Regions from separate parts of the Homo sapiens genome. Here region 1 is linked to region 2. A link is an interaction called in ENCODE POLR2A ChIA-PET data of the cell type or tissue named here. Cell type or tissue: A673. All regions are shown on one strand. Each heading gives the region's core, and the rest is flanking DNA. Links, peaks and the distances in the headings are about the cores only.

Evidence for each region. Peaks named below come from ENCODE experiments on the same cell type or tissue, not always from the same donor. Only the 100,000 strongest peaks of a DNase experiment are listed, where the experiment ranks them.
Region 1: POLR2A ChIA-PET joins it to region 2 with 8 read pairs; 4 of 35 experiments call an interaction of 5 or more read pairs at or near these places.

The regions. Positions count from the first base shown.
Region 1 is chr11:57,282,379-57,287,751 of GRCh38, reverse strand. No RefSeq gene overlaps it. Among named protein-coding and RNA genes, the nearest start is that of TNKS1BP1, 40 kb to the left of the region's middle. RefSeq lists an enhancer at 3,099-3,983. In A673, for the core only: no CTCF peak of the experiment used is centred there; a DNase peak (open chromatin) is centred at 2,901.
Region 2 is chr11:57,218,798-57,224,170 of GRCh38, reverse strand. The region is part of intron 2 of LOC105369309 (a long non-coding RNA gene); the gene reads left to right. Among named protein-coding and RNA genes, the nearest start is that of APLNR, 16 kb to the left of the region's middle. In A673, for the core only: no CTCF peak of the experiment used is centred there; no DNase peak of the experiment used is centred there.

The sequences.
Region 1 (5,373 bases), core at 193-5,192, 64 kb before region 2:
TGACTTCTTGCCCTGCCTCCTCTGAACATCCCTGGTGTGTCCGTGTGTCCAAATTTCCTCTTCTTATAAGGACACCAGTCAGACTGGATTAGGGACCATTCTAAGGGACTCATTTTAACTTAACCTCTTTAATGACCCAGTCTCCAAATATAGTCACATTCTGAGGCACTGGGGGGTCAGGACTTCAACATATGAATTTTGGGGGAACACCATTCAGTCCATAATAGAAGCTGACTGCAAAAGACAGGGGGTGGTAGGGGGATGGGCAAAGCCAGATCAGGAAAAGGCTTGATTGTTGGGGCTTCACATTTTAGGACTTAAGATGCTGGCTTCTGGTTTGAGCCTTGGGAGTTTCATTGGAAAGCAAAAGCATCTCAGCTTCCCACCCCGTTTCTGGTAATTCTGGGAGGGGTGAAATCTCTCAGGCCCACAGCCCCCAGGGTCTGTGATCAGAGCCATGCCCCAAGGAGTGGCTAGCATTATCCCTCTGCCTAGGCCCTGTGGAAAATCCCCACCCAGCTAGGTGGGTCCCGGAATCTTATCAAGTGAGAAACCTTCCTGCCTTCCAGAAACTCCCATTTGGATAGACATGGATGCACAGAGCCCATGCTAAGCAGTCTTACAGGCAATGGAGGGCTCTGCCTCACTGAGAGGAAGAGAAAGACCCTAAGACTGTAGTTCTGCCTTGGCCGTCAGAGGAGTCCGGGCCTTACCTGCCTCCCTGGCTGCACATTCCAGTCCCTCCACCACTCCCCTTCCTGCTTTCCTCCTCCATAAAATAAGGGTATGAAATGAAACCATGATAGTCCTGGCACCTTCCAGCACTTTTGGATTCTAAAACGGAGAAGGAAGTCTGGGCAGAAGGGCAGAGGAGGGGCTGGAAACACCTCCCCTAAAATGCTGCATCCACAAGCCATTGACTAGCCAGAGCGGGGAGGCCTGGGAGTCTGCTTTTCTAGGGCATGTAAATCTGGCTAGGGGAAGGGATGGAGAGTGAGGTGCTCTGACTGGATAGGATAATTCTTTTGTTCCCCCTCTCCTCTCCTCTTGAGGATAATTCCTTTACAAAATTTTTATTGAAGTAGAAAATCCATAGTGTCACCAGTGCATGACTTTTAAGTGTAGGAGTTGATTAATTTTTTACATATGAATACACTTGTGTAACAAATGTGTTAATATAAAGAACATGCCAGAAGCCTAGAAAGCTCCCTCCCTTGTGCCCCTTTGCACCCCACCTGCAGGTAACTGCTATTCTGAACTTAGTTTTGTCTTTCCTTGAATGCTGCATAAATGGAATCACACAGTTAGCACTCTTTTGCACCTGTCTTCTTTTGCTTATCATTATGCCTGGGAGATTCTGCCATTGGATTCTGCAGGAAATAGGTCCCCGGATAGGGGAAGATCCTCTGCAGTCTCTTTTGCGTATGCCCTTGAGCTTGGCTCCTTCCTGGAAGGCAGGGTGTGAAGGCTTTAAAACATGGCCTCCAAATTCCTTAATTCCTTGACATTCCTCTGCCTTAGTAGCTGGAATACTGGTGCTTGGAGCACTGGGCCACTAAGTAGGAAGTCTCAGTACTCTAAGGCCATCATGCATTGAAGAAGCCAAGCTGCAGGGAGAGACCACATGTAGGTGCTCTGTTGTTAATCCCAGCCTTTGAGTCTCCCATCATATGAGCAAAATGGCCCCAGATAACTACAACCCTAGCCATCAAATCATTCCTTGCCTTCGGGTCTTTCTGGTTGAGGCCCCAGATTATGGAACAGATACAAGTCATCCCTCTGGTCATCTTCTTCACCCCATGCCCTGCCCAAGTTCCTGACCCACAGAATAAAGGTGCATAATAAAAATGGTTATTTTAAGATGCTAAATTGTGGGGTAATTTGTTATGTCACAGTAGTAACTGGAACACAGGGTGAGAAGTGGCTGGACTTGGGAAGGGTAAGTTTAGCCTTCTCACTGGGTGGCTGTTCCACAGTAAGTCTACTGGCTGATGTACAGCCCTGCCTTGGCCTCATCCTCTGGTCCTGTCTTCAGAGCTTCTCTTATTCACTTTAGGCCAGTTGTAAATTGTCTGCCCCATTTCCCTCTAAAGCAAAAGGCATCTTCTAGTAAGGGTGTGATTTTTCCTGTAGACTGTTGCCTTTCCATCAGAGTCTCCTGAAGAGGTGGGCACATGGAATATTTGGGCAGGACAGATAGTTTCTGGCATGTGCAAGTAAATTTCTTAACACAGTCCCAAGCACACAGTCCTCAAGAGATGTGCCTACCAAAGGCATTATCCTTCCCTTCCATATAGTCTGTTCCTTCATCACTAAAAAGAAATACCTGAAGCTAGGTAATTTATGAAGAAAAGAGGTTTAATTGGCTCATGGTTCTGTAGGCTGCAGAGGAAGTATGGCACTGGCATCTGCTCCTGGTGAGGGCCTCAGGAAGCTTACAATCATGGAGGAAAGCAAAGGGGGAGCAGGTGCATCACAGAGCAAAAGCAAGAGCAAGAACGAGAGAAGAGGGAAGTCGTAGACTCTTTTAAACAATAAACAATCAGATCTGGCAGGGCATGGTGGCTCACCCCTGTAATCCCAGCACTTTGGGAGGCCGAGGTGCGTGGATCATGAGGTCAGGAGTTCAAGACCAGCCTGGCCAAGATGGTGAAATCCTGTCTGTACTAAAAATACAAAAATTAGCTGGGTGTGATGGTGGGCACCTGTAATCCCAGCTACTCGGGAGGCTGAGGCAGAGAATTGCTTGAATCTGGTAGGCGGAGGTTGCAGTGAGCTGAGATTGCACCATTGCACTCCAGTCTGGGTGACAGAGCAAGACTCTGTCTCAAAAAAAAAAAAAAAAAAAATCAGATCTCGCATGAACTGGTGGAGAGAGAACTCACTCATTACCAAGGGGATAATGCTGAGTCATTCATGAGGAATTCGCCCCCATAATCAAATTGCCTCCCACCAGGCACCATCTCCAACATTGGAGGTCACATTTCAACATGAGATTTGGAAGGGACAAACATCCAAACCATATCATTCCGCCCCTGGCCCTCTAAATCTCATGTTCTTCTCACATTGCAAGATACAATCATTCCTTCGCAACAGTCTTCCAAAGTGTTAACTCGTTCCAGCATCAAGTCCAAAGTTTTAAGTTTTATCTGAGACTCACTCCTTCTACCTATCAGCCTGTAAAATCAAAAGAAGTTATTTACTTTCAAGATACAATGGTGGTACCAGCATTGGGTAAATATTCTCATTCCAAAAGGGAAAAATCAGCCAGAAGAAAGGGGCAGTAGGCCCCATACAAATCTGAAACCCAGCAGATCAGTTATTAAATCTTAAAGCTCCAAAATAGTCTCCTTTGATACCATGTCCCACATCCAGAGCACACTTATGGAAGGGTGGGACTCTAAGGCCTTTGGAAAGTCTGCCCTTGTGGTTTTGCAGGGTACAACCCCCATGGCCACTCTCAGGGACTGGAGTTGAGTGCCTGAGGCTTTTCCAGGCTCAGGATGCAAGCTGCTGTTGGCTGTACCATTGTGGGGTCTGAAGAGTGGTGGCCCCTTTCTTACAGCTCCACTGGGTAGTGCTCTAGTGGGGACTTCGTGTGGAGGCTCCAACCCCGCACTTTCCCTTTGCACTGCCCTAGTAGAACATCTCTGTGGTGGGGTCCACCCCTGCAGGAGGCTTCTGCCTGGGCTCCTAAGCCTTTCCATGCATTCTCTGAAATATAGGTGGAGCTACCAAGCCTCCTTCACTCTTGCATTCTGCACACCTACAGGCTTAACATTATGTGGAAGCCACTAAGGCTTACAGCATGAGCCCTCTAGAGTGGCAGATTGAGCTGTACCTGGGCCCCTTTGAGCCAAGGCCGTAGCCAGAGTAGGCCTGAATCAGGAAACAGTGTCCTGAGGCTGTGCAGGGCAGCAGGTGCCCTGGGAGTGGCTCCTGAAACTGTTCTTTCCTCCTAGGTTTCTGGGCCTGTGATGGGAGGGGCTACCTAGAAGATTTCTAAAATGCCTTCAAGGCCCTTTTTCCCATTGTCTTGCTTATTAGCACTTGGATCCTTTTTTAGTCACACTAATCTCTCTAGCAAGTGGTTGCTTTGCGGCCTGCTTGTATTCCTCCTCTGAAAATGCTTTTTCTTTCTTTACCACATGGGCAGGCTGCAAATTTTCCAAATTTTTATGCTCTGCTTCCCTTTTAAATACAAGTTCCAAACATAAGTCATTTCTTTGTCTCTGTATTTGATTGTAGGTTATTAGAAGCAGACATACCACATCTTGAATGCTTTGCTGCTTAGAAATTTCTTCTGCCAGATACCCTAAGTCATCACTCTGAAGTTCAAACTCCCACAGATCCCTAGGGCCTGAACACAAAGCAGCCAAGCTCTTTGCTAAGGTGTAACATGGGTGACCTTTGTTGACCTGCATTCTCCATTAAGTTGCTCATTTTTATCTGAGACCTCATCAGCCTGGACTTCATTGTCCATATTTCTATCAGCATTCTGGTCACAACCCTTTAACCAGTTTCTAAGAAGTTTCAAACTTTCCCTCATCTTCCTGTCTTCTTCTGAACTCTCCAAACTCTTCTAACCTCTAACTGTTACCCAGTTCAAAATCTACTTCCACATCTTCAGGTATCTTTATAGCAATGCCCCACTCCTTGGTACCAATTTTTTTGTATTAGTCTGTTTTTGCGTTGCTATCAAAGAATAAGTATTCCTTGAGACTGGGTAATTTATAAAGACAAGAGGTTTAGTTGGCTCACAGTTCTGCAGGCTGTACAGGAAGCATGGCACTGGCTCTGCTCCTGGTGAGGGCCTCAGGAAGCTTACAATCATGGAGGAAGGCAAAGGGGGCGCAGGTGTGTCACATGGTGAGAGTGTAAGAGAGAAGAGGGAGGTCTCAGACTCTTAAACAACCAGATCTTGTTGCAGGAAGTCAGGGACCCCAAATGGAGGGACTGGCAGAAGAACGTGGATTGTGAAGATTTCATGGACATTTATTAGTTCCCCAAATTAATACTTTTATAATTTCTTATGCCTGTCTTTACTGCAGTCTCTAAATTGTGAAGATTTCATGGACACTTATCACTTCCCCAATCAATACCCTTGTGATTTCCTATGCCTGTCTTTACTTTAGTCTCTTAATCCTGTCATCTCGTAAGCCGAGGAGGATATATGTCGCCTCAGGACCCTGTGATAATTGTGTTAACTGCACAAGTTGTAGAGCATGTGTGTTTAAACAATATGAAATCTGGGCACCTTGAAAAAAGAACAAGATAACAGCAATGTTTAGGGAACAAGAGAGATAACCTTAAACTCTGATTGCTGGTGAGCCGGGCAGAACAGAGCCATATTTCTCTTCTTTCAAAAGCAAA
Region 2 (5,373 bases), core at 275-5,274:
TTTAAAATTGTTCCTCAAGCTGTTGCATAGGGAATGAGTTGAAGGGGAGTAGGAGGGAAAGCAGAGAGACCGGTTAGGAAGCTACTTCAGAGGCCAAGATGAGGGATGTTGGTGGGTCACATTAGGGTGGTATCCACAGCAACTGAGAAGAGAGGCAGGTTTGAGCTATATTTTTGATGCAGAATGAATAGGACTTCTGATCGCCTGGGTTTGAGTGAGTGGGTGGATGAGGGGGTGAGAAAGAAGGAATTATCCAAACTTTCTGACTTGAGCAACTGGGAAGAGGGTGATACCAATTAGTGAGATAGGGAAGGCTGGAGAAAGAATAGCTTAGGTTTTGGCTACATCACCATATCATTCCTGAGATGTTAATAAGACATTCAAGTGCGGATGTTGAGAAGGCAGTTTGATATGTAATGGAAGAGAGGTCTGGACTGATGATAAAAATCTGAACATCATAGAGATGGAACTGTGAAGAATCCTACAGAGAGGTCAGATAAGAGGAAACCAGAAAACGATCCACTGGATTTGGTGACACAGAGGTCTTTGGTGACATGGGTCAGGGGTTACAGTGAATTGTGTTCATAGAAGATAGACTACAGGTTGTGTTTGTAGAAGACAGACAGTAGAAGACAGACTGCAGAGAGCTGACGAGTGGATAGGAGGATTGGAGAATGCTTGTGAAAACAACTCTTTTCAACAGTTTTGCCACTTTGGGAGGCCAAGGTAGACAGATCACTTGAGGTCAGGAGTTTGAAACCAGCCTGGCCAACATGGTGAAACCCCATCTCTACTAAAAATACAAAAATTAGGTGGGTGTGGTGGTGTGCACCTGTAATCCCAGCTACTCAGGAGGCTGAGGCAGGAGAATAGCTTGGACCTGGGAGGTGGAAATTGCAGTGAGCCAAGATTGTGTCACTACACTCCAGCCTGGGAAACACAGCCAGTTTCTGTTTCAAACAAACAAACAAACAAACAAACAAACACCCCAAAACAATAACAGTTTTGCTGGGAAGGTAAGGAGAGAAATGGGCAATAGCTAGAGAAGGGCTTTAAAAAATTAAAGATACAAGGGCATGTTTGTGTGCTAGTAACAATCTAAGAAAGACCAAAACTATAAGTGAGGGTGAGGGCAAGAATGAGCCATGAAGAGACTGATGCTTTTGTGGAGAAGAGATGACTGGAGGAGAAAAGCCTTCAAGAAAGACAGAAGGGATGCAGGCAGGAGCACATGTGGGAGGGTCAGCCTTTCCTAGGAAGAGAGGACATTTTATTCAGTGCACTAGAAAGGACGTAGGAGAGGATGGATTAAGAAGCAGATAAGTTGGTAGAGTTTGGTGGTGGGAAGATCAGGAAGTCCTGGCTTTGTAACCTCCCATTTCTAAGTGAATTGTAAAATGAGATCATCTGCTGAGCATGGGGTAGGGAAAGGGGTCTAGAAAGTTTTAGGGGGATAAAATGTTATCTTGGGCAACGAAAAAACAAAAATTCCTAGGGAAGCTTCCAGCTCCAATTTTCCACTTGAGATTTGTGTCCATGAATTTAAAGTGAAATCACTTAGCCAGGTTGTGTGAAGTTCTCTGGCAACATTTAGATGCTGCAGCAAAGGCACAGAGAAGGTAATAAGCACATGTTGGAGTTTTGCAAAGGGATTGTGACAGAGGAGAGAGGCTCCAGGGCGTTGGGATTGTTTGTGAGAGTAATTATAAAGAAGGACAATGGAATCTAATTTATGTAAGGAAGGAAACAAAGGCAGGAAGTGGCTGCTGGAGGGTGGGTGTGTGGTGAGATCAATGGGTTAGTGGTCAAGATAAGGGGCCAGAAGTGTGGGGATGAAGGGTACCAGAGCAAATGAGCTAGAATTACTGGAAATGAAGGCCAAATAGAAGGATTTGGAAATAGAGATTTCTGGCCATGTCATGGTCTATGGTGTGGCTGTTGAGTGGGTGGCTGCAGTGGAGTGAGGACAAAGGTTGGTGGGGTAGAAAACATCAAAGAACAAGACCAAGTGGCTCGTTGAGTTGCACATACAGATATTGAAGTTTTGAGAATTATTGTAGGAAGAGGGCAGTGAACATGATTGTAACCAGGACCTAAAGTCTTCAGTGAAGGAGGAAGGATGATTAAGAGGTGAGTAGAATGACCCCAGTAAGGAGGAGGGCAAGGGTATAAAATAGCTGAAATTGGGGCCTTGGCTAGCTCATATGATGCCTTTGTACAAATTAGGAAAAAGTAGTCTTTCTCCAGTGGAAGCGGGCCCACCCAAGGGTGACGCCTGTGGGGATGTGGGCTGGATTCTACTTACCTCTCAGGTGGGCTTCCTTGGCCAGGATGCAACCTACTTGTATAACCTGTACAGCTGTGCCTGGACACCCTGGTTGAATGGCATAGGTGTCAAAGGAATCAGCTTTTTGAAGGAGAAAGAGCCTGAAAGAGGCAATGGGGAGCAAAGATCAACCTTCTCATTTTACAGACAGGGAAACTGAGGCCCAAAGAAGGAGGAAATAATTCAGACACACTGTAGGTTGGGGGCAGAACTGGAACTAAACTCTGCTCTCCTGAGACTCAGTGCTTTCTGTGACACCCTATAATGGAAGTGATGTTTTAGCAAACACTCCAAAATTGCAAATTCAAAAATATGTTGTCCCTCAAAGTTGCTTCTGTGGGAGGTGAGAGACTTCTTTCTAGTGATGCTGCCATTGTTCCAACCATTTCTGGAAACTCCTTCCGAAAGAAGATTTTCAGAACCAGCTTGTGAGTCACAAAGACAGCCCACTGCACTGCAGAGACTTATTTAGCATATGGGATGGGAACTGTCCTTTTCCTTCTTCGGTGCAGGGTCTCAGAGTCCAAGATTCAACCTGTGAACAAGGAGTCTTGTGGCTTTTCTTCATTGTATTTCAGCACATATTTATTTTCTACTCAGCATGTTCCAGGCACATGAGATCCCAGTTTAGGTGGGGAGTCAGATATTGCTGTGAGGTCTATTCAGTCCGATGAGGTTTGATTTTGTTAGGCTGGCAGGCATGAGGTTTGCATCCTTCGGGGATCTTAGATGTAAACAATACCCCTCTTTACAATACAAGATGTAAACAGTACCCCTCTCAGCTATTTATGCAGAAAATGAATTTGATAAAGGAACTCAGGGAGCTCACAGAATCTCTGGAGCATTGGGCTGCAGGAAGGAATCATCTGAGAATTATCTGTCTCTAGTAGGGACTTCTCTGCTTGCACCGTGAAGTTCTGTCTGGGACTGGATCTCCAGAACTCTCACTGCAGCTGTCTCTGAGACTTTGAAGATTCTCTGCTACTTTCCCTCCTTAGACAGAAAATCGGCTTCATGCAGCTCCTGGATCCTCAGGTGGTTTTCTTTCAAAGTGAATTTTCACACTTGGTGAATGGTGGAGCCCAGGTCAATGCTAGCATTAGTGGCAAAGGAATCTGGGAAAGTGAATTCTAGCTTCTAACTTGGAAAGTGGTGCTCAGATTGTGGGAAGATCCTCAAACATAGTGAGTCTGCTTAAAAAAACCTTGTGTGCCACAGATGTGCAAAGGTTGGCCACAAGGTTGTTGGTTTCCTTGGACCTTGGTTCCTAGAATTTGGGAAAGCTGCCCCAAGTTGCGCAGTCCTGGCTGAGCTGCGGTCCTTCCTGGTCCCATGGCCTATCTTTACGAAGTGTGATAGCCAGCTCAGAGATCACAGTACACTTGGGCTTTTTGTATTAAAAATTTAGAGTTCCCTTTAAAATGAATGCAGTTAAAATATATACAGGAAATCTTTCTTCAAGCCCCCGAAAGTGGATGGTTGTCAAGGTTAAAGCCTCCCACCAGCGAACTGGTGTCCATGAAGAAAGCTGAGACATTCAACCTGGAAATGCTCTTCCTCAGTGATCCAGAATTCTTTCCATCCAGTCTCTATAATAAATAGACAGATGACCCAGCAGCTCCCTATGCATGCTGAATGTTAGTGGGGCTTGCTAGGTGTCAGGGACTGGGCTTGAGCCTGAGCCGAGGGGGCCGTGAGGTTTCAGAGATGATGAAAATATGAACTCTGTTTACAGAAAACTCAGTCTAGTGTGGGAGACAGACAGGACCATGTCCATGTGTCCATGGAGTATAGTAAGTAGGGGAAAGGGGCCTTGGAGCCTTTTGACCTCAGGATCATACGCTGGGCTCTGTGAACTAGTTTTCCTATCTGCAAAGTGGGGATAATAAGGCTTAACTCATGTGGTGGTTAGAGTCTGTGGAGTTGCTAGTGGCGCATAGTGGGCACTTAGCAAGTTGTGCACCTTGCCCCCACCCCTCCTCTTCTCCATTCATTGTAAAGTGTGATGGGATCACAGAGAAGGTAGCGGTTAATTCCGCTTGATGGATTTAGGTTGGGCTCCTAATGATGACAGGGAGTTCTTTAGGTGGAGGGCTAGGAGGACACTTCAGGAAATGGGAACTGTGTGATCAAAGCCACGGAATACTGTGTCTGGTGAATGGTGCACTGAGTGTCTGGCTGGAGGTGTGTGAGTGGGAGAGGGGAATGACAGGAGGTGAGGCTGGAGGGGGATTTAAGGGCTCCATGAACCACAAGGGGAGGCTGAATGTTCTCCTGTAAACGTTCAACCATGGAAACATGGGTGGTCAATGAAGGGCTCTGAGGCAGAGGCCTGTTCCGGGAAAGCCAGAGCAGCTGCTTTGGTTGGTGAAAATATCTGCCTTTTATTTGGAACTGCCCTGGACTTTGAGAGATAAGGATGGAATGGGTGAAGTGCTTCTTGGCCTCCGTTCAGCCTGGGGATGTATCTGGTTGGTGGACATCTGCCACTCTCAGCACACTGTTAGGTGTTTTACATAAACAATCCCAAATCCTTTGAATAACTTTGTAAAAGGAAGTATTATCATCTCATTTTTGCAGAAGTAACTGAAGCTCAGGAAATGTTAGGCAATTTGCTCAAGGTCATGTGATCAGTACACGGCCATGCCAGGATTCAGAGCTGGGTTTGCCTAATTGTAAAATCCGTGCAAGTTTCACCATGCCGTGCTCCTGAGTCCCACTGGATTATTTTTAATTGACATGAAACTTGTGGCATGAAAACTCTCAATCTGTATTCATACTCTCTCTCTCTCTACCTATCCACCTATCTATCTAATGGAATGTCAAAAATTTACCTAGTGTCTCGAAATCTCTTGCCTTCCTTTCCTAAAATTGCTGGGAAGTCCGGTGAATTCTCTTTTTTTGGATGCTGAAACGTGGCTAACTGTTGCCATCAGAAGTGTCCTAGAGTGAGGCTGTCCTGCCTGACACCTCAGTCATGCACAGACCCAGATCTGGTTCCAGGAGAAGGAAGCTTTGGAAGCTGCCTTACAGAGTGTGATAGAGAT